7 separate regions of the Mus musculus genome follow, and all the other regions are linked to region 1. Evidence: chromatin loops called from intact Hi-C (ENCODE). Cell type or tissue: left cerebral cortex. All regions are shown on one strand. Region 1 holds the start of Gm39804 (a long non-coding RNA gene). Region 2 has its middle 58 kb from the start of Gm39806. Region 3 overlaps Arhgap15 (Rho GTPase activating protein 15). Region 4 holds the start of Zeb2 (zinc finger E-box binding homeobox 2). Region 5 overlaps Arhgap15 (Rho GTPase activating protein 15). Region 6 overlaps Arhgap15 (Rho GTPase activating protein 15). Region 7 overlaps Zeb2 (zinc finger E-box binding homeobox 2).

Region 1 (4,000 bases):
TGAACTGAATCTGAACACATCAGGGAGCGGAGTCCCTTATTAAAAGCCTCGCAAACTGAAAAGAGGGAATAGGGGGGAAAAAAGAAGTAAAACCCAAACCAAACTCGGGGGAATTATTTTAGCCATCAACAGCTTTATATCATCGGTGACCTTAGACGCAGAGGCTAATCAACCATTTAGGGATGGATTTACTACCACCCAGGAGAGGGCTCCCGGAGGTCTACGCACTTAGTCCACCCCCCTCAGAGCAGGAGCAGGAAGGCAGAGTCTGTGAGACTCTTACACAGCTCCTCAAGACTTTGCTTGAGAGGCATCAGCATTAGACACACACTTCAGAGCTGTGAACGTTCCAGTGCCCCTCTGACATGCTCAGTTCCCCACACGGGGCACTGTTTTTCCTGGTACTAGAGGCCAAAATCTACGTATTAAAAATTTCTGTGATGACTCATTTACTGAAGATATTTTTGGGTTCATTTTTGGTGACAGAATGATCCCCAATTTATTGCACCCTTCAAAGTTATAATTCCACTTATTTTTAGAACTTAACATTGGCAGAACATACTGGGCTGACCCTACAAAAGATTATTAAGTTATTGGCTTTTTTTGCCTGTAATTATAAGTAAATAATTATTTTCCAGAAATACACAAATTAGTATATATTATACAGCTGTATGTGCTTACTTGTGTGCTATTTCTTTATATATAATATATATGTGCAGATATAGAACTCTGTATGTATTCACATGAGCTGTAAGACTGTACACAGACATGTAGAATCTACCACATGTAAGAAAAGATCTAGCAATTACATAGATTTGGAGAACTATTTATGAGCCGTTATACATGCAAAGATGGTATTGTAGCATTGTAACCAGCTCCTGGGGGTCAAGTGAGTTACTCTTTGCTGATCTCTCAGCTCTCTGCCTAACATGGCAAACTGTATGAACCTAACCTATGAACCAACGTTGGTTCGGTTTCAATAAGTAAAGGACTCTTCACTATGCCTTGTTTAAGGTTAACCTTGCTTATAATCATGGTCTATTAAAAGGTGGTCTTTGACAACTGAGGCAAACACGAACACTAGAAAATACACACACAGACAAACTTAGAGTTCCTTGGCAAAACCCATTCCTTCCCTCACATTTCACCTATCTCAAAATTGCAAGTTACCTTTGGAGCTTGCCATAATACTCTCCTGCCAATCCTGACTGCACTCGGGGTTGTTTTGAAGGTAGAGTACTATATAAATAAAAGACGAGGCCCTGCAGATAACCAAGTGGAAAAGCACAGTTGCTGGCACTCAGAATATGAGGTAACCTCTTTTAATTAGAATGTACAATTTTAGATTACTGACTATGAACATCATGGGACCTGAGATTTTGATTCATCAGTAATTCTCCTTTATGTTTCACTAAGATGTAAAAATCAGACCTCTGCTCTCACACAGATCTGGCTCCTCACAGAGCTACCGCTTTTACCTGTGATCTCCAGTACTGCTCTGCCCCCTTGTGCTGCTGCGGTGAACTCGGCATAGAACCGTGTGTCTTCCTCCTCCCGGATGAACTACAGAAAAGCCCACTGTCACTTCTCACTTTTCTGGCAAGTTCAAGGTCGGTATCTAGCTATTTTCAGCTCATCTCTTCTTGATCCATGCAGAGAAATGACAAGGTAACGTGATTCGGGGTCAGCTGTATTACAGGAACCGTTACATAAATGGAGAAAGTGAAAATCAATCCTAGCTGACAGTGACTTTGGGGATAATCAGCGCTCACTGTCTGCCTCTGTCAGCTCGCCTGCATCAAACACCGTGTGACTCCTGTCAGATCTTTTTAATAAAACTATATTCTCACTTTCAGCAACCTAAATAAATGCGGTGCAGGAGCTGGCTCTTTCTAGGCTCGTTTAGCCCTCTAGATTTGTAAACCTTTCTAATGCCCCCTCAGAAAGCCACGTAAGTGACACCTGTTATCCCAGGTTTGTTCATGACCTGGGATGAAAGTATTGCTACAGTAACTGCCACACTGAGTGATGGGGCTGAGCATCCCTGGGCACTGCTGTATCCCGTGATATTAACCCCACACTTGTCTCAGCATCACTTCTCAAGCCCTCCACAGGGCTACACCTCCTCCCTCTTCTTTCTGAGTATCTGAAACCTTATCTATCATTTCTTGTCGGGGACAGGTGTCTCCCAGCATTTTTAGGTGTTCATTGCAATTTTCCTTCTTATCTCTGTATTTCGTTTTAAAACTGGGATATTGCTCCTAACACAGAATCAAGGATGGGGTGTTTAACAAGATGTTTCACACTGGTGGCATCCTGCTGACAGCACCTTGAATGTCAGTTTCAGGAGGGAGCGTCTCTATCCCACCCACCTTGTGCTCCCAGGAAACTGAAGCAGGCAGTCCTCCATTGAAGTACAATTTACCATAATATTAGTTGTCAGTAAATTCAAAGACGGAACTACTAGAGCTATAAAATGGATTAGAAGCAATTTAAAAAAGAATTAACAAACTAGACTAAGAGTATACTGTCAACAAACAAATGCTCCATCATAGGACTGTAATTTGGAATTTTAATTACCCCTCTGCTCTGTAACAAAACAATGTCTGAACTGGCAGCGATTTGAATCTCTCACAGGTCATTGAGCATTCTAGTTAATTACTCTATGAATAGCCTGTTTTTCTCCCCTCTGGAAACACGTTTCTAATGGCAGTCAAGGTCTGACAAATGTGTCATCTACATAATTAGCTAGGAAGCAACACAAAACATTAAACATGCTTTGTGCCGACAACTATCAAAACATTTCATTTGTTGTCAATTATTCATTACTTTGTAGGTTCTGAAGGGGTTGTTATTATGGAAATAAGTCCAGATGCTAACAAGGTTAGAGTTTTGGATTCAAATTAGTAATCAGAGGACTAACTTTTAAAAAAATGTATCTCATGTACATTCTTCACCATGCTCAATCAGTAGGAGATTATAAACAAATTTAGCTCTCTGCTCAAGTTAAAAGAAAACGGTGCTTGCCACATGTGTGAACTCCAGAGCCCTGGCTCATTCTTTGAAGTATGGGCTCTTTAATTTCCCCATAAACTTCCCCCGCCTTTTGGGAACCCCAATTTGTACTTGGTAAATAGAGTTAAAAGATTTCCCAGCACGAAATGGCACAGGATGGCACAAGCAAGGACAGAAATCTCTAGTGGGATTAGAACCTTCTCTGAGGCATATTCAACAAAACTAGAAATTCCAACTAACAAACTTTTTCCGTCTGTCCACGGCGTGACTGCCAACAGCTGGAGACCTTAGCCACCTTAGGCAAACTGGGAGATCCTGTTCATTGTTCCTGTTTTGTTTTCTTTTAACTCCGTGTGTCTGAAATGTTACTTCTTGTAGGATTTTAATATCGTACACAAAGCTGAATGGTGTCTTGAAAGCCAGTGCTGCTAACGTTTACAGACGGTACAAAAAGATTCTTCAACAGAATTGACCTCTCAGCGGCAAAGAAAATTGCAGTGGAAGACACATTATTACGTTGTCGTATCAGAGCTTTGGATCTGCGGAGAGTCTCACTCCACTGTCCTCCAGCTTTTCCTTATAAACCAAAATGGCTTACAAATGTCATCTACAATAGTCCAATAAAGATTACGAACAAGACACTGTCCTTTCCCTGATGAGATAAGAAAGATTCAACTGCAAAATGCAGCACTGAGCAGTTCATAAGGCTTGCTCTCAAATCAGAAAAAAAACACAATTCAGATTGCATTTGTGTATGTGTTTAAATTTTAATTGAAATGATCAGTTTGTTTTCTACATAATGTTCGGTCAGATGCCTGTGTTACAGAGCTAGATAGAAAGAAAAGAAAGCAAGCAAATTCTATCAGGGGAATCAGGAAGACCTGTTATCTTCAGGGTGTGCAGAATACGTCAGGAAATAATTCTACTCTGTGCACTAAGAATGCCCAGCTAATAAAAAACACATCAGCCATTCACTAAGAGAAAA
Region 2 (4,000 bases), 770 kb before region 1:
TCCTTTTACTTAACAGGAGCCAAAGACTTCACAGTAGCCTAAATGTGAGTCATATTATGGACAAGTCAGACTTCACTACCCATGTATCTTCCTTTTGTCTTGAACAAACAAAGATCCCAGCAGCACTTCCCAGTTTTCTGTTTCCAGAACTCTTCCATCTGATTTTCAACCCCAGAAGCTCTGCATTGATGGTTTTAAGAGATAATCTATAATGTTTCTATGACTCTCTATCTGCTACTGTGTTTAAAGATATAATGTAGAGTGCTGGGTGTCACTCCTACTGGGAAAACATACTCCTGCGACTTTGAGTTTTAGAATGTGAAGTCATTTGTATTTGAAACTTTAACATTCCTAGTACCAATTCACAACTGAGAAAATTAAACCAGACCAACATACTTAAGAACCAGACTATGGTAGAGCTACAGAAAGAGAGAGAATTTGACCTTTAGAGAAACATCAAATTCACATTGCATTACTCAGGTGGATCTTCAATTTCATATTCACGTTGCATTACTCAATTAGATCTTCAATTTGATTTCTCTCCCTCCATACAAAAGACAGCAAGCGGCGTGGCCATACTGGTGATGCTAAGAGGCACAGGAGAGACCATGAAGTGTGGCTAGTATTTTATGTATTTTTATGATTGTTGTTATCCCACCCTTGAATGTGCATGATGTCTGAAACAATCTCTACCATTCTCTGCATTTTTACATTGTGCTGGATTCATCCATGTGGATAACGTATTGGTCCTCTTGTCCAACCTTTGTCTCTCTGGCCTCACAATTTAATTTGCTTATAAGAATCTGAGGCACTGGACTGCATCAGGTCCCCAGGAGGCAGAGACAGGCCTGGGGCTCGTTCTTGAGTTTGTGGTTGGTTCCATTGATCAAGTCCAATAAAGAAAGGGAAGTAGAAAGTGTGTCTTCCACTATTGGCTTGCCGTGTTCTCCCCTCTGTGGCTATCAGAAGAAGCCTGGAGCGGTAAGTCGCCAGTACCTCATGACATGCTTGGTCCATGCTTGCTCTGGCCATGTATGCATTAAACGCATTGATACCTGGCACTAGGACCCCAACTGCCACCTGTGACATTTCTGAATTGACTCTTCTCTGTTGTCTATCTACATGGATGAAAGCTGTGAATGGCAGCCCCCCACTTCTCTCAGAAGGCTGGGGTCAGTGCAGAACGCTGACGCTGGCAGCACCTTCAGTTGTGCCTTGCTAGGACTGCTTCCTCTCAGCCCCAGTAGAGAGACAACCAAGGAACAACATCCTGAAACATTTCCCCAAGAAGAGAAAGAACGGAGGAGTAGCTTAAAAAGAAGCAACTTCTAATATGGTATTAGGCTCTAATTCATAGGGAAATTTATGCCTGAGATATGAATTTCTGAAAATAGAGGTTATTTTTTTAGAGGAAAACACTGACACATCCTTAATTATAGAGTAATAAATACCAATGACATATTATCTTCTGATATTTCCTTACACAGATATCAAAGCATGCAGCTGGTTTTGAAAACTGATAATCAAGTACAATGTAACTCTATTACATCTTGTTCTCACAGCCCACCCTCCACCACACACCACTGAAGGACTGAACAGTGCGAAGCACAGCCGATCCTAGCAAAAACCTAACTGAACAAATTAGCTTTGAATTGAACTTAAGAATTGCAGTCAAACCAAAATGCCTGTCCTTGCCAGGAAAGACATTCCAAAGAGCAAGCCAAGAAAAAGCTGTTGCTTCAGGATTATGGAGCAGTTCTGGAAAACCCAAAGAACTTAGTGATCAATCAAGGGAATGCAGAGCAGTAACTATATAGCCGGAGGATATATAAAACTTACAAAGCATTAATAGTGGAGCGGAGACAAGATTTTACCAGAAAGTACTAAGCTCCTAGCTCCGTTCTTTTTTGCCTTCAATCCAGGCAGCAGGATAAAAGAATCCTGGTTAAAGAAAAGTATGTGGACAAATGTGGGGGGTAGAAGAGGAAATGAAGGTTAAACAAGGCCAATATGATTCAGAATAGAAGGGAGGGTGGAAGTGTAAGGAGCCAGCTGCAATTACTAACGTTACATTAAGAAGAGCTGAAACTGAGAGGGGGAGTTCTGGGTATTTTACTAAGTGGATTAATGTCTCTTCCTTGAGTGTCTGAAGTTGCTGATTTTAATTTATTTGGTGCAGGGATTTATTGTGAAATTCTTAAGGGGAGGAGGGGGTAAATTTGCACAGTTATAAACACTTAAAACTAGGAAAGAAAAACTGAGTTTGAAGCCATGCACAAAGTTGAGGGTTTTTTTTTTTAAGGGGGGGGGGGGTGGCGGGATTCAAGAACTTAAAGAGAAATAAGTACATTCAAAAAAGAAAGAGAAATCCTCTCGATGTGTGAAGCCGGATTCTCGGTGACTTAAGATCGGGTTTTATTGCCATTCTCCTTTCTCCATCCATTAGACAATGAAGAAATCTTTACTCTGGCATCTGGAAACCTCTCCGTGAGCATCACTTGTTAATATAAACTGAAGCCTTCGGTGGGTGGTAAGAAGTGACAACACACCTAAATCAAGGGCAGTGGGACGGTGCACCAGAGGGAGAGCCGAGCCGTGAGAAAAAGCAACCTCCCGACTAGCTTTTACCTTCCCTTTCTGAGGAATGAACCCAGAATGTGCAGAGGGTGTGGCTAGCTCACAGCAGTGGATGCTAAAGATGCATCAGAAAGTGGGGAATGGGCAAAACCCTGTGTGATTTGTTAATCTCCCATTCTGTTCGTGGGAAGTGAAAAAGATGCCTCTCTGCCTTCAACTGTTGAAGAAACTTAACTGTGCTTTAATCCAACTGTAGGACTGTCATCTGGCTGCAGCCAGTCCACATGCATCTTGGTTCAGGCATTTGCCTGCCCAATAATGTCAGGATCATTTAAATTGAAATTATGCGTCAGAAGGTATTTAAGAATCACTGATATGCAGCTATTAATCTTGAATGCAAATGGTATGATTTGGGGTGTGGGCAACTCACTTAACTGGAACCACATGAAAAAGCATTTGGAATTTTTTTTTCCTAAAGTACTGTGGGAAAAAAAACATAGTGTTGGAGGAGAGTACGGTTGAAAAGAAGGCTACTCCTGTGAGGGGGGAGGTTGGTAAAATGACTAAGGAGTTGTGTGGCCTTGTTGCCTGCAGTGTAGCCGGTGATGTGCAGGCAGACCAACCCCTCTCCTTCCGAACTGATACAGCAGTGCCAGAAAATCCAAAATCGAACGCAGGTTGGTGGTGCAATTTCCGAGGTCATTTAGCCTATTTCGGTATATTTTAGTATTGGCAGTCAGGAAAAAGGATGGAGCTTTGTAACGTTGAGCCAGGGAGCCTTGCACAGTTACCTTTTGCAGAACTCAGGGCGTAGCTGAGAGACCTCTATCTTAAATCCCAGGGGGCAGGGTGGAGGCTGTTTCGGATCGTGATCAGTTAAAAGGAGAAGAAGCAAGAGTGTCCTTTTTCCAGTTGATCCAGAGAGGCAGAGAGAACTTACACTGTTCTGCTTACAGCTACTTTCCCTAGATTTCAGTTTGTTGGCTTTGCCCCGAGATTTCTAGTAGGCGGTACCAAGCCAATAAAATGGAATCTACAGAAGTGCAAAATAAAATCTGGGGTGTGTGTGTGTGTGTGTGTGTGTGTGTGTGTGTGTGTGTGTGTGTGTGTGTGTTGTAAGGATATTACTGAAGATAAATTGCAACACTTTAAGCACCAAATTTTAAAACTTAAAAATGTATGAATAGTGAAGTTTTAAAGCAGCAAAATAATGCTGGAGCAGAGTATTTATAGCCGTTTCTGTAAGAGGTTCCCCAGACCTCTGGGTGCATCAGCAAACTGTCCTCCTACTCTGTCGAATGTGCAGCTGCGATTTGGCCCCAGGCACCACCTACCCGTAGTCACTACCTCATGCATTTTACATTGCACACATTATAAATGGGGGACCTCCCCCCTTCGTGTTCTGTTTCCTTTTGTCGTGGCC
Region 3 (4,000 bases), 190 kb before region 1:
GTACATTGGACGACTGTCAGAATTTGCATACTTACTCTGCATGAATTAACTATGAGACATAAAATTCGACTTTGACTTAAATACACATGGAATTCTCTAGGCGTTGCAATTTTTCTAGGCATTGCAATCATGACATCACAGTAATGGCTAAGTCATCAACAAAACCAGAAAAACATGGCTAAGACCCATGACCACCATGTCTTGGTACATGGGTCTAGAAATGTAGTGCTGTTAGGAAACAAAACAAAAACAAGATCATGGGCCCAACCACATCAGGCTGATGGATGATAGAGTGTTTAGGAATTTTTGAGATGGACACTTGTCATTGGGGATCCACAATGACCACTCTGATACATCAGGTGGATGGCCTGGGCTCATGGGAGAAAATACGGAGATATTGGGTTCTCTAAGTTTACTACTGTCCAGAAAACCAGAGTCTGATATTTAACATCTGTCCTATTGATTTTTACTATTTATCTTCTGATCAAAATTTCAAGTGGTGCCAAAAAAAAAAAAAAAATCACTAAGTCAAAAGGACTTGGTGGGGGTATCTTTGTTTCTCTCCCAAAGCCTAAAAGTTATACCCAACCGCAGCACAAAGAGTAAAGAGGTTGTTATTCATATTAACTACATTTACATTCCTAACGCAACATCCAGAGAGCTAATAGTGGGGTTATTAACATAACAAACGTAAATGTTCTATATAAATAATACTGTTTCAGGCCAGCAACCGCTCATCTGACAGCATTTAGGCACAGGCTCAACATCTGTTTATGAACACTTTGCCTAATGATATCATCAGATATCATTAAGTGCGGCAGAATACAGCATAGAGGCAGGTGCAGCTGCCTTCACAACCCATCACAGAGAAAGAAAAGAGCTGCGTTCCCCATCCGAAAACCCATCATTAGGACAATTTTCTTCGACAAACCAGCCCTGTGATTTCAATCTGTATATCACCTGTAATTGTAGTTTTTAGCAAGAAGCTGATTCTATACATTTAGCGACGAATCACGTTGATGGCCTGAATACTGGAAACACATTTGTGGTACCAGCTGCGGCAGCTTTTTTTAGAGCCTGTGTTAACAAAATACTGCTAACAAGGCAAGGCTTGGAGTGCGGCTTTGTTTCTCTTCCTTGTTCATAGTGTTTAGATGTGCATAATTATGGAAATTAGCAATTGATTGCTTCTCAATAATAATTGATTACTGGTCACTGAACTCTGCGGCAGCAGTTTCCTGGAGGTGAGCAGACGAGATAAGTGAATTCCTTCCAGTTCCAGCCTGACAGAAAGAAAGACCAAAAGGACTCTCGATTGTACATCAGTTTCCATGATAAACAGACCAAAGGGATAATAGAATATCCCAGAATCTAGTTTGCCCTGAAGCAAATTGTAGAGATCATAGCAAGCCTGCAGAATTCCCCCTGTGGACCATGTAAGAAACATACATCATTTTTATATATGTCAGTCGGTCTTTGATTTGAAAATATTTCTACCCATTTAATTTATCTCTTTCAGCCAGTTTTCTTAAATTGTACAATTTAAGGGTTATATCAAAAAAATGAATACCAATTTTCTACACCTCTCAAATTGAAACAAACTGACAAAATAATGTGAAGACTCTTTTTTGCAAAGGGGTATAAATTCATAAGCCTATCATGTCAGACAGATACCGAGCACTTCAAAATGACTCTCCTCGTTTTGATCTGCTGTATATCCATCAACATTTTGGTCAGTGCCGACTGACTTGTTCAGTATACCATACCATAACTGTGCCTTGCCGCAGCTCCCATTTAAAGGAAAAGGCACGCATTTCTTGGCTTACTCAGTACTATCAATTTGAACACAACATATCCAATTCAAATTTGCTGCAGTACATGGAAGCCTCGCAGACAATAAAGAACCGAGCTGCTTGTTACATGGGAAACACCGTGACTCATGGTGTTTCAAAGACGTGAAGATCAGAAGGAAGACGACAACAACGACAACAGAAAAAGCTCCTTATTTGAGAAGAGTAAATTGTTAAATGATGCCCTTCCGTGTGTGTGTGTGTGTGTGTGTGTGTGTGTGTGTGTGTGTGTGTGAATTTACACAAGACATGGCTGCACAGTGACAATCAACTTTACAACCCGATTCATGAAAAAAATGCAGCTTGGTTAAGTCAGTATGCTTGATTTCAATAGTGTTTTTATCCCAAAATGGGTAACAGATTGTACAATCATGACTCAAAAAAAAAAAAAATACATGCACAAGTTATAAGAATTAGGCAACAGTTTGAGAATAATGCTGAAATCCTTCTCTCTGCCCACAGAAGGATTTCTCACATAACGAGCAGGTGCAGTTTCCAGAGACCTCTGTCCCTGAGATGGCCAAACCTACTGTTTGTCGCTTCCCCAGAAGCAACACAAGATAATATGGTGATAAAACTCTTGACTAGAGATGAAAATGCAACATTGCATGTCTGTATAATTCTAATCTCTCTGCACTGTCCGTTAACAAAAATTTATAGCCCTGTCTTCCCAGCTTCTCTGTAAGTTAACATTTCTGCATTGAATAATTTGATTTTGAAATTTTGCACTACTTCATAACCAAAACCTTAAAAAAAATAGAATTTAGGCACTGCGGGTGAGTCTGTGCACACACGCCATTATGTTCATGCCAAAAGCATTTAAAAAGAAAATACAGGCAGATCCTCTGTAATATATCTCTGAGTTTATTATCAGCATGACATTTTAATGCCTATTATTAAAATTGTATTTTAGGGGTTGGGGTGGGGTTCAGGTGGGAGAGTACTTTGGGATATTAGAAGAAGTTGCACATAAAATGATTTTGGTAACCTAGGGATGTCCTTGACACATGTTGGCACTGCAGAGTGTATCTGCTTAAAGAGACATATGGCTTCAATGGCAGAAGTCAGGATTTGAAGGGTATTAGGAAAACCATGTGGGGCAAGTTTGAGCTGATTCTGGCTGTTCTCTTGACTTTACATCCTCAAAAACCCATACAGTAAATACACCGAATGAATAATACTTTCCAGCATTGGGGGCACTTTAAAAATCACATTAATAGCAAATGAGGTTTAAAATGAAACTGCTTGCTAATAATGCTGGGAGACTTTAATGTACTAAGGTTAAAAAAAAAAAAAGGTAAATTATCCTGGGTAGAAAAGCAGCTGCTGTGTATTGGTGTTGCTGAATTCTGCATGGCTGATATCAGGGAGCCTTTCTGAGAAAATCAGGTATCAACTCAGTTGAGTTTTCTGTGCATCTCTCAGCTCTGCAAAGCAGCCCCTCACCTTTTTCCAATTACAGTCTCAACAAGTCATACTGGCCACTCCTCAGCTCTTGGGATTTACCTGTTCATCTGCTTACTCTTAGTCCCCCCACCTTTTCCTTAGGGGTTAGCCTCACAAAACCAAACTAGTTGATGCTCTCTAGTCCTGTTCTCCTGACCCGTATAAAAGAGGACCACTTAGACACCTCAGTCTTCAGGAGGTCATCAAAACTTCCCTGAGATAGCCAATGTACTGTAAATATGTGAGACCCCTGTTATAGTTTCTATGAAATACCATTTTATTGTAAAGGCAAATGAAATGTCTCAGGTGGTATCAGTGATGTTTTATTTAATCTGGACAGAGTGGGCTTGTATCCTTCAAAGAAGATTAGCTTCATAATTCTTCTACTCTTTACTATACCGCTACCTAAAGTTTTCCTTAAGAACTAATTTTATAGCTCACAACTTTTAATTAAAAAAAAAAAAATGAAACCAGTCCCCATAACCTTAAAATGTGCCAGGTACCTTACACGCAAATATTAATTTTGAGACAACTTCTAATAAGTTTCCATTAGTTGTAAATACAATAATAATATTTAGCTTCAAAAGAAACAATTCTAAATCATCTATGCTATTTTTGAGTCAGATTAAGATGTCATTCACTCTCAAGGAAGCATCAGAGCCCTAAACTTGTGTTCGTGACTCAATTCCTGTAGAGATGCGGTG
Region 4 (4,000 bases), 1.3 Mb before region 1:
GTTAATGGTCTATTTTGTCAGATCTGAAGTAAGAAGATATTTTATATCCATGATAAGGTCAGAGGTTTGTAGCTATTTGTTCGACTTGCCATATAGTCTCATTGTGCCTTTGCACTGGTGTGTCTGGACTAAAAAGACGTCCAGTAGCTACCTGGGTGCCTGCAGAAGGGGCTTGCCAATAGTCACTCCGTAAAACAGGCTCCCTATTCCTCCAAGGGAGGCTTAACGGCACACTTTGGAAGAAGGTGGTCTCTGATTTTTTTTTTTTTTTTAAGGAAAGAGGTGGAAGGAAAAAGGATATGAACAGTAGTGATAAATCTTATGGGAGGAAACTTGATAAGTCTTACATATATTTAGTACAGCTACATGATAGTATGAGAAACGTAAAATATAGCACGGATGTGTTTGACCCATGCTGAAATCCTTTTCTTTATTAATAATTTTTCGACTGCAAATCCCAACAACCTACAGATCATCTATAGGTACTCTATCTGTGATAGGGGCAATGGAGAAATTAATTTATCCAATCCTTCTCATTGTAAATGCTCAAATTAGGAAAGAGGAGAGTGTGTAACCAACTGTGAAAATCCGCTTTCTTGCACCCTAGAATGAAATCTAGCTGTGGTCATGCTGGGTGGCTATTACCCTCCCCCCACCACCACCACTGAAAAATAAACATGCAAAATACAAAGCCCTGTAGCTCTGGGAGTGTGGCTGTGGCAGCAGCCCCTGTGGTGGCTTTCCCCTCCTTTGAGTGCAATCGCCAGTGACTCTTGCATTCAAAGTCTTGCTGTAGGCACACATTCAAAGCACAGTTCAAAGCAGTTTATCTTAATATGAGTAAAAGTCTAGTGTTGGATCAGGGTATTATTTGTTTCAGGTCTCTTCAGACTGAAAACAGGGGACTATGACATATTTGACAGTATTAAAGCAGAAAAACTGATAAGAGGCAGCTGTTTGGCCCTCTTCAAACCTCCACCTTTTCCTTTATACTGGAGTCTATAGGCTGTGAGACTGGGCATCTCTCTGTGCTCTCGGGTTCTTAAATACTTTCACTATTTAAAATAATGGGGGGGGGTCTCCTAGTATTTTAAGAAATTAAGCCTTAACTGTTGAGGCAAAACAGTTTCTTCCTTTTCCTATAAATACAGAGCATCCTCAAATTTGGCTGTCTTTATTTACTTCTATATTAGTTCCAATTATGTGCAGTGTAAACCAGCTTTTTGATTAACAAAACAGCAGAGCATTGGTTAAGAACACTTAAACTTCAAAAAAAAATCCCCTGGGAAGTGGGCTCTGAATTGGTTAATAATGTGCAGTACTTGCTAAATTGCTGACTTCCAGATGTGGAAAATATCTTTCTTGTTTAGGACCTATGTAACCTGATTGGATTACGACAGAAGCGTCACGTTGGAAGCTTTTTGAGTGATTATTTAATTAACCATACAGTAGAAAGCTGTATTCTCCAGGAAATCCCTTCCATATTTGCATAACCAATCCCTTCAGAGCAAAGGTGGAGTCTTTTCTTTTTAATTTTAGTTTAATTGCAATATCAAAAATATGCACTTCAAAACTTAGACCCCACACAGTTTAGTGTCACCCTCTTCTTTCTTTCGTCCTAAGTTCCTCTGACCTTTCTCCTTCTTCCTCCTGCCCCTGTCCCCTCACTTTGTAATGTGGTCTGCATGAGGTGTAGAGGGGTCCAGAGATTGGCCAGCATAGTACAGCTCTATGTTAACCTAGAGACCCTTTATTAAAATGCCAAACTTTTAATATAGGGATCCAATCCAGAAAATCTCCCCCCCACACACACACACACATACACACATACACTGCACACTGAGATCCTAAGATGCAGTGTACAAGTAGCATTTCCCTCCCCTAGCTCTGGCATCTTTAAAAAAAAAAATGTAATAAGAGAAAGGGCAAGAATTTAGTTCCAAAAACGGTGCTTGAGGTATCCATACAACTTGACGTGCACCTCAAACCTAGTCACCAGAGATATCTGTATAAGACAAGAGATCTGCATGGAAGACCCGAGAGCTTTCCCTTTAACTTTCGCCCCTTGGAGTTCTCCAGTTCTGTGAATGGTGTGCACCGTTTTCCGCCCAGTACTCTGCAGGATTTAGTGATGAGGATAATGATGCCAAAGGCTTGCTTGACGGGGGGGGGGGGGGGGGGGGGGGGCGTGGAGAAGGGAGGGAGGGAGAGAGGAAGGGAGGGAGGTGGAATTTCATTTCTTCCACTAAAGCGTTTGCGGAGACTTCAAGGTATAATCTATCCCAGATCCTTTCCCAGAGAGAAACTTGGCGATCACGTTTTCACATGATGCTCACGCTCAGGGCGCTTCAATTATCCCTCCCCACAAAGATAGGTGGCGCGTGTTTCAGGGTCTCTCTTCTCTCCCCTACAGAAAAGAAAAAGAAAAAAATGTCATTAGAAGAGGCGTAACACGTCAGTCCGTCCCCAGGTTTGTGTTTCCTGGAGTGGCCGAAAAGAGATCAGTTCTAACCTGCTCGGCAGGAATAACGGTCCTGCCTCCAGACACTCTTGGCGAGGTTTTGTTCAGTTTGCTCCGGGAGCTGTTTCTTCGCCTCCACCTTTTTCTCCCCCACACTTCGCGGCTTCTTCATGCTTTTTCTTCTCACCATTTCTGGCCAAAACTACAAACAAGACTTCACAGGTAGGTTTCCCACCCCCCCCTTCTTTTCCTCCTCTTTTTATCCTTTTTTGGTGCTCTTGCCCCCCACCCTCCCTCTCTAATTTTCTCATTTTGAGTGGGAATGTTAGTCTGAAGTGAGCCGGGTGTCTCTGGACAGGAATTTCAGGTGGTTTTAGCTCTTTGGTGGCAGGCTTTCTTTTCCCAAGAGTGGCTTCTTTGCTTTCTCATGCCTTCCCTTACTCTCTCTTTCCTTTCCTCTCCCTTTTTCCCCTTCCCCCAGTAATTCGCCCTGTACCTGTCCATTCAGGTAACCAAAGGTGTTTTTTGCTACATAGTCTAGGAAAAGTTTTGTTGAGAACTGAATGGCTGGGGTAAAAAACTCATCAAGTGGAGAGTTTCTACTGCTTTGTTCTCACACCGACTTTCAATTCATTATATCAAGCAATTAAAACTTGGCAAATACCTGTTAATAATTATAAAACTTATTCGAGAAAGACCTACCAAATTCGGGAGCAAGTCCTTCTCTTAGATCTGGCAGACTAGTCTAACCTTTCCCACCGGAGAAGGCTGTTTTCTAAGCAGAAACTTGACTGTTTTTGTCTGCCTAGCGAGTTTCATTTCTTTATTTCATTCTTTGTGTGTGTGTGTGTGTGTGTGTGTGTGTGAAGTAACACCTCACTTCTGTGATTATAAATAAAGAAGTGAAAGTTCTCTTGGAACTTGAGTCGTTTACCAAAGTGTATGGGAGAGGGGGGGTCGCAACAGCTGGGAAGAAAACTGCTGTCAGGATAATAGGGTTAAAATTAGGGTAACTTTTGATATTTTATTTTAAATGACCAAGTAATATACACATCGATTTTTCATGGAACTCCTCTCTCTCTCTCTCTCTCTCTCTCTCTCTCTCTCTCTCTCTCTCTCTCTCACACACACACACACACACACACACACACACACACACCACACCACACCACACCACACCACACCACACCACACCACACCATTCCAGACTTTGGGACTGAAAAGTCGGAGTTCAAGAGTCACAGGCACAGTGCTGAGCTCAGCTAACATAAACGTGTTTATCTCCCACCTACTTACATGTTTCACATGCTAACCCTGTAATGATGAGGGCAAGATCGCTTACTCCAGAGTTAAGACTAACATTCACAAATAAAGTTTACAGCACAAATGCCATGTCTTTCCCTCACACACACACTGGCTCATAAAACTAGCAACTTATTTTATTAAATATATATTTTATATGCAGTGGTTTGTAAGTCTCAGCAGAAATACAGACAGACAGCTGTTTCATCCCACAAGCTTGTGTGACCATTTCTTTAT
Region 5 (4,000 bases), 120 kb before region 1:
AAAATCGGTTTTCTGGGAACTGCTCAACAATAAACTAACAGTAGAGGCAAAGGCAAACTTAAGTCAAAGGCACCTATGAGAAACTTTGTGCTTAAAGAGAATTGTAAACAAGTTCTTAAGAAATACAATGAAAAAGTTTTCACTGAGATATGGCTGCCAGTTTTACAATTTTGCATGAACCAACACACCAGTAAACACCCCACTATGCACTAACATCTAGAAACTGCACGCTGAAGTGCTTAAGGCTACAGGATATGAATAATCTTCCTGAGTAAACAGAAATAGGCTGCTAAGAACCTGAAAAAGCTACCAGAAAGCAAATGTTCTTGAGACAAACAATAGAAAATTTTGACTAATACCTGAGTATTCTCGCTATAGCTTTACTATGTCAATTATAGAGCCATTAGAAACCACCGTACAACTGTATTCAGGCCAACTCAGGGGCTAGATCTACATTAAAGTGTACACGTATGTATGAAAGAGACAGAGGTATAACTGACACATCGCTCTTACTGTCTAGATAGTGTCTTGTTTGCATCATACTCCTGAGGAGAATGTGGGGGAGAAGGGGCGGGGGGGGGGTGGGGGGTGGAGAAGGGACTTTAGCATTCTTCCAGGGAAGATGGGACACATGATTTTCCATAAGCCAAATTAAATGTTTTGAAGAAGGAAATATTTTCAGTATCAAAAGTAACTAGTAACAGAGGTAATGGCAAATGTATATACATAGAACCAAAGCCTTCCAGAGAATTTTAAAATAAAATCCAAATGTCTCTCTTTAAAAATAGTCACTTGCAACTTTTATGGTAAAGAATAACATTCATTCAATATTATAATTCTCCCAGTGTAGTGCAATGCCTCTTTGTAGGCAGGCAACTTTTACTAAATCATAAGGCAGTTTAATGGCAAGGAAACGTCCACTGGAACATGGACATTAACTATTAAATACCATCTCTGAGAATTCAAGGAGCTCCAACCTCCCTCCTGGGGCAATTTTAACTCATTATATCTTATGTTCTTCAAAGACGTTTGATCTACATAAATATCCATTCTCAGGTTCAGATTTTACCACATACAATGAGCCTACGATTTTAGGACTACATGCAATAAAAAATCCTAGGATTTTAGGAAGTTTTAGAATAGTCCAGGGCACAAAGTCATCCTAATCTTGGAGAGAATGAGTGGGTACCCCGTTGCCTGGGTCTTCATGTTCTTAACACATAATGTAACCTAAATATTTGTCGTTCAATTTCTAAGTCCTCCTCTTTATATCAGATTACACGTTTCTGAGCCATGAAATAAGATTTCTTCATAGAACCCGTCAGTGACGAGATAGAATCTCGAGTTTTATGAATTGCTGTTCATTTTTCTTTTTGATATTATAAATTGTATTATTTCCAAAAGCAGGCTCAGTGAATGATAACTTAAGAAAATTCATGCTTAGATCCAAATGAGGGATTACAGCATCTCACATATATTCTTATTTACACAAAATAACATATCTTTAGATTCAATAAATCTTCCTAATATTTGAGTACATATTTATTTGCCAACAGAACTGAATGTCAATAAAATTTGTCAGTCAACAACAGCCAAGAGTAACTTCCTTAGATAAGCCTTGTAAAATACACACTCACAGTAAAGCCAAAAATATATAATCATCTCACTACTGCTTGAGACTTTCATTCTACCAAGGCATGGGGAACAAGGAGCATCATCAAGTGAATGACATCTAAACCTAACTGTTCACACTTTCGTTTTGTTTTTTTTTTTAATCACCCAGAGCCTTGTCTTGCATAGCCTCACAGGAGACCCAGTCAAATGGAATTAGCAGTCTGTGCTGAACTGCCAAACGGCCACCAGATGGCAGCAACGCTTTTATGAATAATGCAGCAGTCTCTGCTGCCCATCTAAGATTTCCAGTGTTAATAATAGAACAATCCTTACTTTAGTAAAAGGACAAATTTGTCTGCAAGGAAGCCAGCCACTTTCTCATGCCATTAATTATATTTCACGGGACACATTTGTTTTCTAGCACGTGGGCCTCCAAATATTTATTTTTATGCTGACTAACCATTAATTTGCTACTGAGTTTAATTTGATCCTGTTCTCTAAACTGTCAGACTTTGTTTCTTCCTTTCAGATGGACACTGACATCTGTGATTGTGCATGTCCCAGAGCACCTTTCGAAGAAGGAAGGTTTCACGTACTTTCCAACAGCTTCATGAGCACATACTGTGAATCTAACAATTGCACTTCCTAATCACTCTGCCATGATTTGAGTTCAAATCCATCATAGATCCTAGGCATCAGAAGTCTGTCTTTAGCTTGGTCATGGGCATGGGACTCTTGAAAATTAAGCATTGTTTAAATAACAGATAAGACACCTCAGAATTACTAAGTCTACCCAAGGTACTAAAGGAAGTTCGATGTCAGTAGATCAAAGTCCTTTGAGGCACTTTTGTAACACGTTAACTCTGTTGTTGTAAACAATTTGGGTGGAATGTACACCCTGCAATGAGTTAGAAACCCTACACCCATGCTGGAGATGAAATGTTTCATAAGATTGTGTGTGTATGTGTTTACATGGTTTATGTGTGCCGTAGTTAAGTTTATACTGCTGTGATATAGATCATGAGACCATGACCAAAAGCAACCTGTGAGGAAAGAGTTAATTTGGTTACTAGGTCAAAGTCCATCATGGTGGGGGTCGGGGTGGGGGCGGTGGGAAACAGAGGCAGGAACCAGGAGGTGAGAACTAAAGCAAGAGGCCATGAAGGAATTCTGCTGACTGCATTATTTTTTCATGACTTGCTCGGCCTGCTTCTTTTTTATACCATTTAGAACCACCTGCCCAGGGGTGGCACCATTTTCAGTAACCTGGGCCCTCCTGCTTCAATCATTGATCAAGAAAATGCCCCCTCAGACCTGCCTATAGGCTATCAGACTGGGGGATTTCCTCAACCAAGGTTCTACTTTCAAGATAACTCCAGAGTGTGTCAAATTGGCAAAATGAAACAAAACAACAACAACAACAAACAAACAAAAGAAACCCCAAAGAAAAAAACAAGACAACGTGCCTTGTGAATGCTTGCAGGGAAACCAAAGGTAGGAGTTGGGAGTTCCGTTCTGTCCATCTCTACCTCATTCCCTTGAAACACCATCTTCCACTGAAGCTAGAGCTAGTCTGAGCCAGAATGCCCTAAAATACTCCTGTCCCATCTTCTGCAGTGACACATGCAGACAGAGGTACACAGCGCCACCCACAGCTTTTTATGTGGGTATAGGGGAATTGAACTCAGGTCTTCATGCCTGCACAGCAAGTGCTCTTCTCCCCCCACCTCGGAGCCATCTTCCTAGATTCTATATCCTTGACTTCCAAAAATTATGATTCTAATTTAATCACAGCATTTCTCCTGTCTCCTTCCTCCAACCCCCGCACCCCCCCCCATATACCCCTTCTCACACTCCTAATTCATGGCCTCTTTTATAACTGATTGATATTGTATGCATATCTGCATTTGCATGTACGTATATGTTTCTAAATTATATTCATGCTTTTAAATCTGTACTCTCTGGTTAGTTCTTAGTAAGTTTCACTCATAGTGTGTTTGGGATTTTGTGTAGACTTCTCTTGTAAGTGCTGGCATTGGTTTGCATCATAAACTGACCGTTTGTTTTCTTGAGTTCATTTCAAGCCTTTGTTTACAATGATTGCTTTGTTATTTTCTTATCCTGCTTTAAACATTGCTCTGAGGTTTTAGAGTTTTTCTCACCACTGCCCAGATTTTTCCCCTTTCTTGTGGCTAGCGGTATTTAAACACTCTGTGTGTGTGTGTGTGTGTGTGTGTGTGAGAGAGAGAGAGAGAGAGAGAGAGAGAGAGAGAGAGCTCTTATGCATGCATACTTGTGTCTGTATATGTTTGTGTGCTTATGTTTGTATGTGTATATTGGTGTGTGTTTCTCTTTCTCTCTCTATCTCCCTGTGTGTCTGTGTATA
Region 6 (4,000 bases), 64 kb before region 1:
CTTAATAGCCAAGCTAAAGGTTATACTCTTAGAACAAAAATATGAGAGCTACTAAAGCTCCCATGTACTCATACAGAAAACTAGTCTCAGAGTTTATTAACCTATTAAGACCTACTTAAGACCACATGAGAACTTACGGTCATGTCCAATTTCCCTGAAAACAGACCTTGTCATATATGTAATCTATGTCCTTATGCTGTATTTTTTTAAAAAAAGATTTAAACATTGCTAACTTGACTGACCGAGGATATCATCAATGTTAGCAACACAATTTTAGCTGACTTCAGTTTATTAAAACCATTTGTAGTTTGTGAGAATAAGCCATCCCATTTGGACTTTCTTACTGTATTTCCTTATTCTTTTGACTGGGATTAATCATCTTACCAGCCCCCAACTAGATAGTTGAGATTCTTCTCTCCTCCTGAAACCTGTCAATACTAGAAGCTATAGTGTTCCTTTGGCTCCCACTTGGTACACAGAATATATTTCCCATACATCCTGTATTCTAACAATTTAGCCAATAAGGTTACCACACACTTTATGCCACACAATTCTAAGAGCAGACAAGAAAAGTAATGATAGTAAGTGAAGGATAAAGGTAAAGTAAGACAGACTTGAAGGATTTATATCACTGACTAGAAGACAGACCCTAAAGATTAGAAAGAATTCATTCCTCTTAGTAGCTCTTCAAGGTGAATGAGGTGTCAGTATAACTGAGGAGAAAAATGAAGCTTACTGAGACTGTGTCCTACCTAATAAGGGCACACAGTCATGTGGGAGAGATTTAGGGGTTTACCTCTGAAGCCCACCTCCGGTCTGAAGGATCAGCTGTTCTGGAGCAGGACCATGCACCTTTCTCTTATGCATGCTCTCTGCTGAGCTTCATGGCAGGAGTTAGAAGGAGAGAACACAGTCTTGGAAAAGCATTAGACCTCTTTCTCCTAGAAGCAGAGCTGCCTTTTTTGGTGAGTCCAGCCTTCTGTACCACTTTCTGCAGTCTCTGTGTGTTCCTACACCAGTGGGGAACAGCTAAAGCTTCTGTCTTCATAATAACATTGGGCACATAGAACAATGTTAACCCTCCCATGAAGGAGGGTTCTTTCTTGAACTTCCTACCATTCTTCCTTCCTTCCTTCTTCCATTCTTCCCTTCCTTCCTTCTTCCATTCTTCCCTTCCTTCCTTCTTTCCTTCCTTCCTTCCTTCCTTCCTTCCTTCCTTCCCTTCTTCCTTCCTTCCTTCTTCCCTTCTTCCCTTCTTCCCTTCTTCCCTTCCTTCCTTCTTTCCTTCCTTCCTTTCTTCCTTCCTTCCTTCCTTCCTTCCTTCCTTCCTTCCTTCCTTCCTTCCTTCTTGTCTTCCTTTTTTTTTCACAAGAGGACAAAAATTTAAGCTGTAAGAAAACATGTAGCTTAGGAACTCAGCAGTCAGTCGGTAGCCCCTGGAATGAGCAGGTCCCCACTTCCAGGAAGTCAGTGAAGAATCACAGCTAGTCATTCAGTGCTGAAAGTAGATCCATGGACAAGAAAAGAGAACCTGTTTTACATTTTGACAAAGCACAGGGCATCTAATAGGATGAAAGTTTTGAACTATAATTCCAAAGCCAGACCTCAATTCGTATCAGAACAATGGTTTGGATACAGGCAACTGTGAAGGTATTTTTGGCAAATGGAATACTTCACATAAGTTACTAAAAGCAAGTTGTGAGTTGTAAGGTGGAATAAATGGAAGAATGTGAAACCAAGCAAAACCATAAAAGCCCCTGCCTGACACAGACAACAGCTTGATATTCTACCAAATGGACACCGGATGGCAGCACAGAATAACAGCAGCATGTACCTACTTGGCTGGAGGATGGAAATGACCCTTGAAATAGTCATCAGTGTCTAAGGATCTAGGGCCTCCAACACGCTCATTTCTCTTCACATCACAGCTTTGTGTCCTGTCCTCTGCCTCATGTTCTTTACAGATACTCAAAAAGCCAACAAACCCAGAAGAACTTATTTTGAGATGACCTCATCAGTTTCTGACTCTCTTTGGGCCACCTGCCTCAGTTACCTGGTTTCCTTACTTTGGAGTTGATTCGATTCTGGGCTGGTAATTTATCCAAGTGCCTCTGAATGATTTACCATAAAGCCCTCTAGACTCTTAGACCAACAGCTTTGAGAACTTTTGCCTCTTCTCTCATATTTTAACCTTCTATAATGTGCTAAAAAGGTGAACCAATGAGAGAGTAGATGTAAAATACACATTTCTTTTAGTCTTGCAAGAAGAGGAAAGGAGAATTGGAGGAAGGGGAGAGAGAGAGAGAGAGACAGAGAGAGAGACAGAGACAGAGACAGAGAGACAGAGAGAGACAGAGACAGAGAGAGATAGATAGAAAGATAGAAAGATAGAAAGATAGAAAGATAGAAAGATAGATAGAAAGATAGAAAGATAGAAAGATAGAAAGATAGAAAGATAGAAAGATAGAAAGATAGAAAGATAGAAAGATAGAAAGATAGAAAGATAGAAAGAGACAGGTTAAGTTTGTGTTGATTTATTGACACTGAGCAGAAAGTCTCAAAGGCATTAAGAACACTTTTAACCCACCCTACCTTCCTTCCTTCCTTCATTCTTTCCTTCCATTCTTTGCACAAGAGGATAAAAATCAAGCTGTAAGAAAACATGTAGCTTCGGAAGTTATTAAGTTCACATTGAAGAACACTTTAGTATATATTCAGAAAGAAAGAAAGGATGAAAAAAGAAAAAGAAATGATGAAAGAAAGAAAGAAGGAAAAAGAGAAAGAAGGAAAGAAAGAGAGAGAAAGAAGGAAGGAAAGAAAGAAAGAAAGAAAGAAAGAAAGAAAGAAAGGAAGGAAGAAAGAAGAAAAAAAGAAAGATACTGATGGCAATATCAGCACACAGGTACACACAGGCACACACATGCAATCACAGTCTAAGGACCCTGAGCTTACGAGGAATGCAGGCACTAGTATATGTGAACACTGAAACTGTTTTCAGACTCACTTTCCATCCATATTCACACAAGTATTTCTGTACCCTTCGAAATGGGAGAGCAAAGTGAGATCTAAATGTGAGGAGATGTACACAGTCACAGAGGGACCAACAAAGGAAGGGTGTGCATCCTGAAACGTGTGAGATGTTCAATTCATGTAAGTGCATGATCAGGTGCCTTTTGTAAAATTAAGCTCCATGAAAGAGAAAAACAAAACATAACAATAGAACGAAACAACCCCCCCCCCAAAATACCCTATTACTAAATCATCACGGGGCTTCAGATAGGCCAAGGATCCGTACAGCTTTGAGTATGAAATTCCCCAAATAAAAAGGTTCCTGAGCTTCATCAGAAAAGCTGAGGCATAATTTCAAGGTTCATAATTAAAAATTAAAGTTGAATGCTGAATGAATTCTGCTTTCAAGCCTGTCAGTATATCACAAGGGAAATGTGTATAACCTCATTTCAAAATAAGGCTAAGTTTGGGGCCCTTTATGAATGTAAGATTAAGCCAGCAGCTTCTCCCTCCTGCCACCTTATCCTATTCACATGAGTAATACTTTTTATTTTTCCTTACAGGAAAAAAAAAAAAAAAACAGCACATGACAGAAACTGAGACAAATAAATAAGGTAGGAAAGACAAGATCAAAATAAGGAGCAATGTCAGATGTAGATGGCACAGCATGGCTTTATACAGAGAAAACTTTTCTGAAGTTCCAAGTGATATTTGTTAAATGGCAGGGGAAGCTCTTGGGGTCAAGGGTGGCAAGAAATAGAAGAACCGCTTTTGCTTTTTGTCCTCCCACTAGAAAGTCCCAGATGCCAGGGAAGCAAGAGGCTCCCAGGACCCAACAAGGATGACTTTAGCTGAAATATCTGACAAAGGGGAGCTAGAACCTGTAGAGATCACCTCCAGTAGATAGGCACAGCTACCAGTTGAGGAATGGGGCCACCCACCCATCTCAAAATTTTTAAGTCAGAAATGTTCCTGTCCAAAGAAAAGACAG
Region 7 (4,000 bases), 1.3 Mb before region 1:
AGAAAAGAAAAGAAAAGAAAAGAAAAGAAAAGAAAAGAAAAGAAAAGAAAAGAAAAGAAAAGAAACTCAGCATTCTGGAATCCTAACTGAAGATAATACTTTAAAGTGGTGTTTATAGTGTTTAGGAGAAAGGGGGAGGGAGACCTTTAAGCTACACTAAATACTTAGAGGTGTATAGTACTTTATACTTGTGCAGATAAAGAGTGAGGTAGCCTTGCTCCATGAATCCCAGGCCACAAATGATATGTGCCAGTAGGTTCTTTGATAGGGTTCCTGGCCACAGTGTTTTTGTGCTGTCAAACTGCTATGTTGAACAAACACCTCCTCCGGGACAAAGTGATAAATGCAGAGACAGGCTGGCTTCAACCAGTCTCAGCGACCTCCTCAGCCACACCCCCACTCCCAGGTCCACCTTCTTCCCCTCCCCCACACTTGAAGTTGACAGTGTAGAGAGGTGGGCAAGGTTTTTCCGAGGTGTCAGGGGTGACTGATTATTGCCCCTCCCTAAGTCTTAGGAACCGGTATTCGGGTTACAGGCAAAGTCCTTTTTCTGGCAGGCTTTATCTGGTCTTTTTCAATGAAACTAAACTGGAGCTAAACTTTTGCCAACTCGAACCTTCTCCACTTTTACTTAATCGCTCAGAAAACGGCTTCCTTTCCTCATGTGTTCTCTCCAGTGATTTGAGCGTCATTTTCTAATGTTCAGATGATTGCGTCGTGCAACACGAAACAACAAAAAAATGTTGCCTTAAAAACATCCAAACACGATACATACTACTTTCTTGCTTCCTAGCATTGTTTTAGGGCCAGCATTTCAGATGGATAGTCAATGAAATTTCTCTTCTCTCTGTTAGAGCCATTATTCTCTGACTAAACCCTGTTTGTTGGTGCCTTTGTGTGTGCATTTTTTCCCCCGATGTTAAATGAATTTCCGTCTTCTACTTCTGCAATCTCTAAGAAATAGATAAACCATTATATTTTTTCTCCTGCTCGTATTTTAAAGTGGTGATCCTGACAGCAGGACGATTATTGCACTTTATGTTTTAGTGGATGTTTGCTGTTGCTAGTTACAGCAACACTTATCATAAGACAGCAAGAAAGGAGTAGTCCCTGGTAATTAAAGTAATGAAATATTCATTTACTCTACCTTTTCTGTAGTCTCACAAATTAGGCTGCTACATTTAATGCCTGCACTGCCTCTGTTTTTATTATAATGGCAGCTTTCGCATCTGCAATTAGGACTAATTCTGACAGTTACAATTTCTGAGGGACGGTAAACAGTGAGCGAGCTGTGCAGCGGAGGTATTACACGTGAAAAGCCCTTGTCTCTTTAACCTTGTTGTTTTTTTTTTTCTCACAGAGGTTACCTTTTCCCGATGGTGCAAAATCGACTTGACATAACTGTTCATCAGTTTCAGGGTTTTCCCTGGAGGTATTTGCATCAAATCAGCCCAGTCAAGCTTCAAGTTGAAATTGGCAGGCCAGAAACTCACAGGGTAGAGACTAGAGAAGAGACAGCCAACGTACAGGCAGCAAACTGACAGCAGCCGAGTCTGACAGAGAGGGGGAGAGGCTGGGAGAAAGGGAAAGATTTTCAGCTTGAGTGTTGGGGAACCCCAGCCCCTCCTGGGCCAATGTCAGTAGCACCTGAAACTCCAGAAGGAGCAGGAAAGGTCTAGATTCAGAACACCTCCCACCACTAGGGCCCCTCAGCCCTGCCTAGGTTCACGTTTGCTTACTCTGATTGGATGCCTAAAGAGGAGTGGGTGCACTTAATTATCTGAGGCATCTCCTCGGTACTTAGCAGAGCTCGAAGGCCAAATCTCATGATCGGTGTTCTAGAAGAAAATGAGAAGGTTTGCGCTTCTTTCTTTCACTCTCTTTCTTTCCCCTGCTCCCAAATTGTTAACTTGTGGGACCATGAACAATATTTGTCTCTTTGCTGCCTTTCTCTTCTGAAGCAGATTAAATGTTCATAGAGACCAGAAACCAGGAGCCTGTAAATGCAAAATGCATTTTGGTCAACCCAAACAGACACGTAACAAACATATGTTCGAAGAGACACTCCTGTGAATAGCAAGGAGTTGCCAATTCTCTTTGTCAAATAATTCCCTTCTATCCTGATGACAGAGTTTGTTTAAAGGCCCCAAAACAAGGCGAAAATCTTAAAACCGTGAGAATGTTTCTTTCTTTCTTTTTTTTTTTTTATTTTCCTATTGAGAATACCACTTTAAGAAGAATTCTATAGTTGCAAAACTTGTTTTCACAATGAAAATAAATATAAAATTTTTTTTCTATCTTTGGCAGAGTACGTGTTTTTCTGCTTTATGTCTATAAAACAGATGCACGTTTCCCCATTCTTCTCTACAGTTTTAAACTTTGGAGAAGGGCGGCGGGAGGGGGGATGGGGGAAGCCTGGTGTCTTTACCAGATGATTTAAAATCCTCTTCTCTTTCCAGCTAGACTTGGGGGTCGAATAAACCCTTGCTTTCAAGCAGTCTTCAAGCTCCGTGTATGACAGGCATTGGCTGATCTGTTGATGCCCATTCGACAGGCACTGTTGAACTAAAGTGGTGTGACGGCACAGTTTTGTTAAGCTGTGAACAAAGGTTGGAGATGCCTTACTGGCGTCACCCGTGTGCATATTGGCCTTGTCACAGTGTGCTTGATTTAATGCTCTGTTTATTCCTAGATATTAAAACCTAAATTCTGAACAATAAGTTTTTCAAATGCTACTACATACCAACTTTATTTTAAAAAGCTTTAACTTTGAAGACCCCAGGGTCCATTTGCTCCTCCAGCCCCCCCACCCCCACCCCCCAATGCAACCAGTATTAGAACATAGCTCTGGAAAAGAAACGGACTCCCAGTACCTTCTTAGCTCTTACCCATTTAAAAATGGGATTTCAGCCTTTAAAAAGCCTTATTAGAGTAAAAGATTTATTTCTTCTTTGATCATTGGCTGAAAGTGATTATTTATTTCCAACAGTGTGTTCTCACGTAAATTCCTAAGGGACAGTTACCTTGTGTACACACAGCACTGCAAGAACTTTGAAAAAAGAGATATATTATTTAAAAGGTAGTGCTAAAGGAAGCCATTTAGAAATACCTGAAAGAGTAGGGCACATATCCACTGTCGGGGAGTTTGTGTTAAAGTGAGCCTTACTTAAGACAGCAGAGGAATTAGGTTAAGACTTAAAAATAAAACTTGGGGTACGAAAATTCCCGCTCCACAGACAACAGACAAGTCTTCAAAAGAAATCTTAAGTTTGGTACTAAATTTAGTTTCCAGTGTCCTGTTGAATGGGTCTCAGGCTTTATCTTTGCCGGTTTTTTGTTCTCTCTCTGTCTTTTTCCTCTCTCCAGGTTTGCTTCAAGTGTTTGCTAAGAGATTAGTTAGCGAGTTTATATTGAGGAGGTAGCCATGGGAAGCAGCTAGCTGCTCAAAGGAACGCAGTGGGTCAGAGTGTGAAGATGCAGAGACTTCACACTGGCTTGGGCCTGGGATCAGGTACTTAATTTTCTCTCCAAGACAAATGGCTTCTTAGGAGGGTTGGTGGGGATGGCATAGCCTATCAGGACCACAGATGTTACCACTTTTAGAAACTTTACAAGCATGAATGCTAGAACAACATGTAGATACATATATGTATGTAGTTGTTGAAGTCTATTGCCAGGGCACTCCCTGTTCGTTATGTAAAGAGGCTATAATTTGAGATTTTCAGGGTTATTTTTACCTTCATTCATAAGGCAGCATCTTTCTACTGAGCTGTTATGAAGATGGGGAAGGTGACAAAGAGAGACTTGCACAGCTGCACAAAAGTACAGCTATTAACAAGCAGGGAGACTGCCACTAAAAGCAGAGCTGGAATCTCCCAGGTAAAGCACCCCCACCTGTCTGAGCATACTTTCTTAGCATTGGCTGTGTGATAGACTGACAGGAACAACCACCCCCACCCACTTTCAGCTATAGCTTGGCTCCGAGTTCATCAGTACCAAG

Evidence for each region. Peaks named below come from ENCODE experiments on the same cell type or tissue, not always from the same donor. Only the 100,000 strongest peaks of a DNase experiment are listed, where the experiment ranks them.
Region 2: it touches region 1 in a loop (3-fold over the local background); 2 of 42 quality-filtered maps call a loop at or near these places.
Region 3: it touches region 1 in a loop (2.3-fold over the local background); 2 of 42 quality-filtered maps call a loop at or near these places.
Region 4: it touches region 1 in a loop (6-fold over the local background); 3 of 42 quality-filtered maps call a loop at or near these places.
Region 5: it touches region 1 in a loop (7-fold over the local background); 14 of 42 quality-filtered maps call a loop at or near these places.
Region 6: it touches region 1 in a loop (4-fold over the local background); 6 of 42 quality-filtered maps call a loop at or near these places.
Region 7: it touches region 1 in a loop (5-fold over the local background); 3 of 42 quality-filtered maps call a loop at or near these places.

Annotation. Positions count from the first base shown.
Region 1 is chr2:43,784,957-43,788,956 of GRCm38, reverse strand. The region is part of intron 2 of Arhgap15 (Rho GTPase activating protein 15); the gene reads right to left. It overlaps Gm39804 (a long non-coding RNA gene), which reads left to right and starts at 842. Exons shown (of 3, transcript XR_866182.2): 1 at 842-1,610. In left cerebral cortex, a CTCF peak has its summit at 1,504 (motif pointing left); DNase peaks (open chromatin) are centred at 2,301, 2,649, 3,142, 3,561 and 3 more places; H3K4me3 peaks cover 1,963 bases; H3K27ac peaks cover 4,000 bases.
Region 2 is chr2:44,557,427-44,561,426 of GRCm38, reverse strand. No RefSeq gene overlaps it. Among named protein-coding and RNA genes, the nearest start is that of Gm39806, 58 kb to the right of the region's middle. In left cerebral cortex, no CTCF peak of the experiment used is centred here; DNase peaks (open chromatin) are centred at 2,742, 3,174, 3,570, 3,928 and 1 more place; H3K4me3 peaks cover 864 bases; H3K27ac peaks cover 2,712 bases.
Region 3 is chr2:43,975,758-43,979,757 of GRCm38, reverse strand. All of the region lies in intron 6 of Arhgap15 (Rho GTPase activating protein 15), which reads right to left. Among named protein-coding and RNA genes, the nearest start is that of Arhgap15os, 88 kb to the left of the region's middle. In left cerebral cortex, no CTCF peak of the experiment used is centred here; DNase peaks (open chromatin) are centred at 1,034, 1,816, 2,123, 2,371 and 1 more place; H3K4me3 peaks cover 284 bases; H3K27ac peaks cover 2,036 bases.
Region 4 is chr2:45,111,506-45,115,505 of GRCm38, reverse strand. It overlaps Zeb2 (zinc finger E-box binding homeobox 2), which reads left to right and starts at 2,227. Exons shown (of 10, transcript NM_015753.4): 1 at 2,227-2,683. It overlaps Zeb2os (zinc finger E-box binding homeobox 2, opposite strand), which reads right to left. Exons shown (of 3, transcript NR_110572.1): 2 at 2,513-2,663; 3 at 1,419-2,407. In left cerebral cortex, a CTCF peak has its summit at 2,375; a DNase peak (open chromatin) is centred at 2,342; H3K4me3 peaks cover 3,904 bases; H3K27ac peaks cover 3,790 bases.
Region 5 is chr2:43,900,640-43,904,639 of GRCm38, reverse strand. All of the region lies in intron 6 of Arhgap15 (Rho GTPase activating protein 15), which reads right to left. Among named protein-coding and RNA genes, the nearest start is that of Gm39804, 110 kb to the right of the region's middle. In left cerebral cortex, CTCF peaks have their summits at 1,657 and 1,857 (motif pointing right); DNase peaks (open chromatin) are centred at 470, 955 and 1,864; H3K27ac peaks cover 1,171 bases.
Region 6 is chr2:43,849,206-43,853,205 of GRCm38, reverse strand. All of the region lies in intron 4 of Arhgap15 (Rho GTPase activating protein 15), which reads right to left. Among named protein-coding and RNA genes, the nearest start is that of Gm39804, 63 kb to the right of the region's middle. In left cerebral cortex, a CTCF peak has its summit at 1,797 (motif pointing right); a DNase peak (open chromatin) is centred at 1,805.
Region 7 is chr2:45,094,558-45,098,557 of GRCm38, reverse strand. All of the region lies in intron 2 of Zeb2 (zinc finger E-box binding homeobox 2), which reads left to right. Among named protein-coding and RNA genes, the nearest start is that of Zeb2os, 15 kb to the left of the region's middle. In left cerebral cortex, a CTCF peak has its summit at 1,690; no DNase peak of the experiment used is centred here; H3K4me3 peaks cover 681 bases; H3K27ac peaks cover 4,000 bases.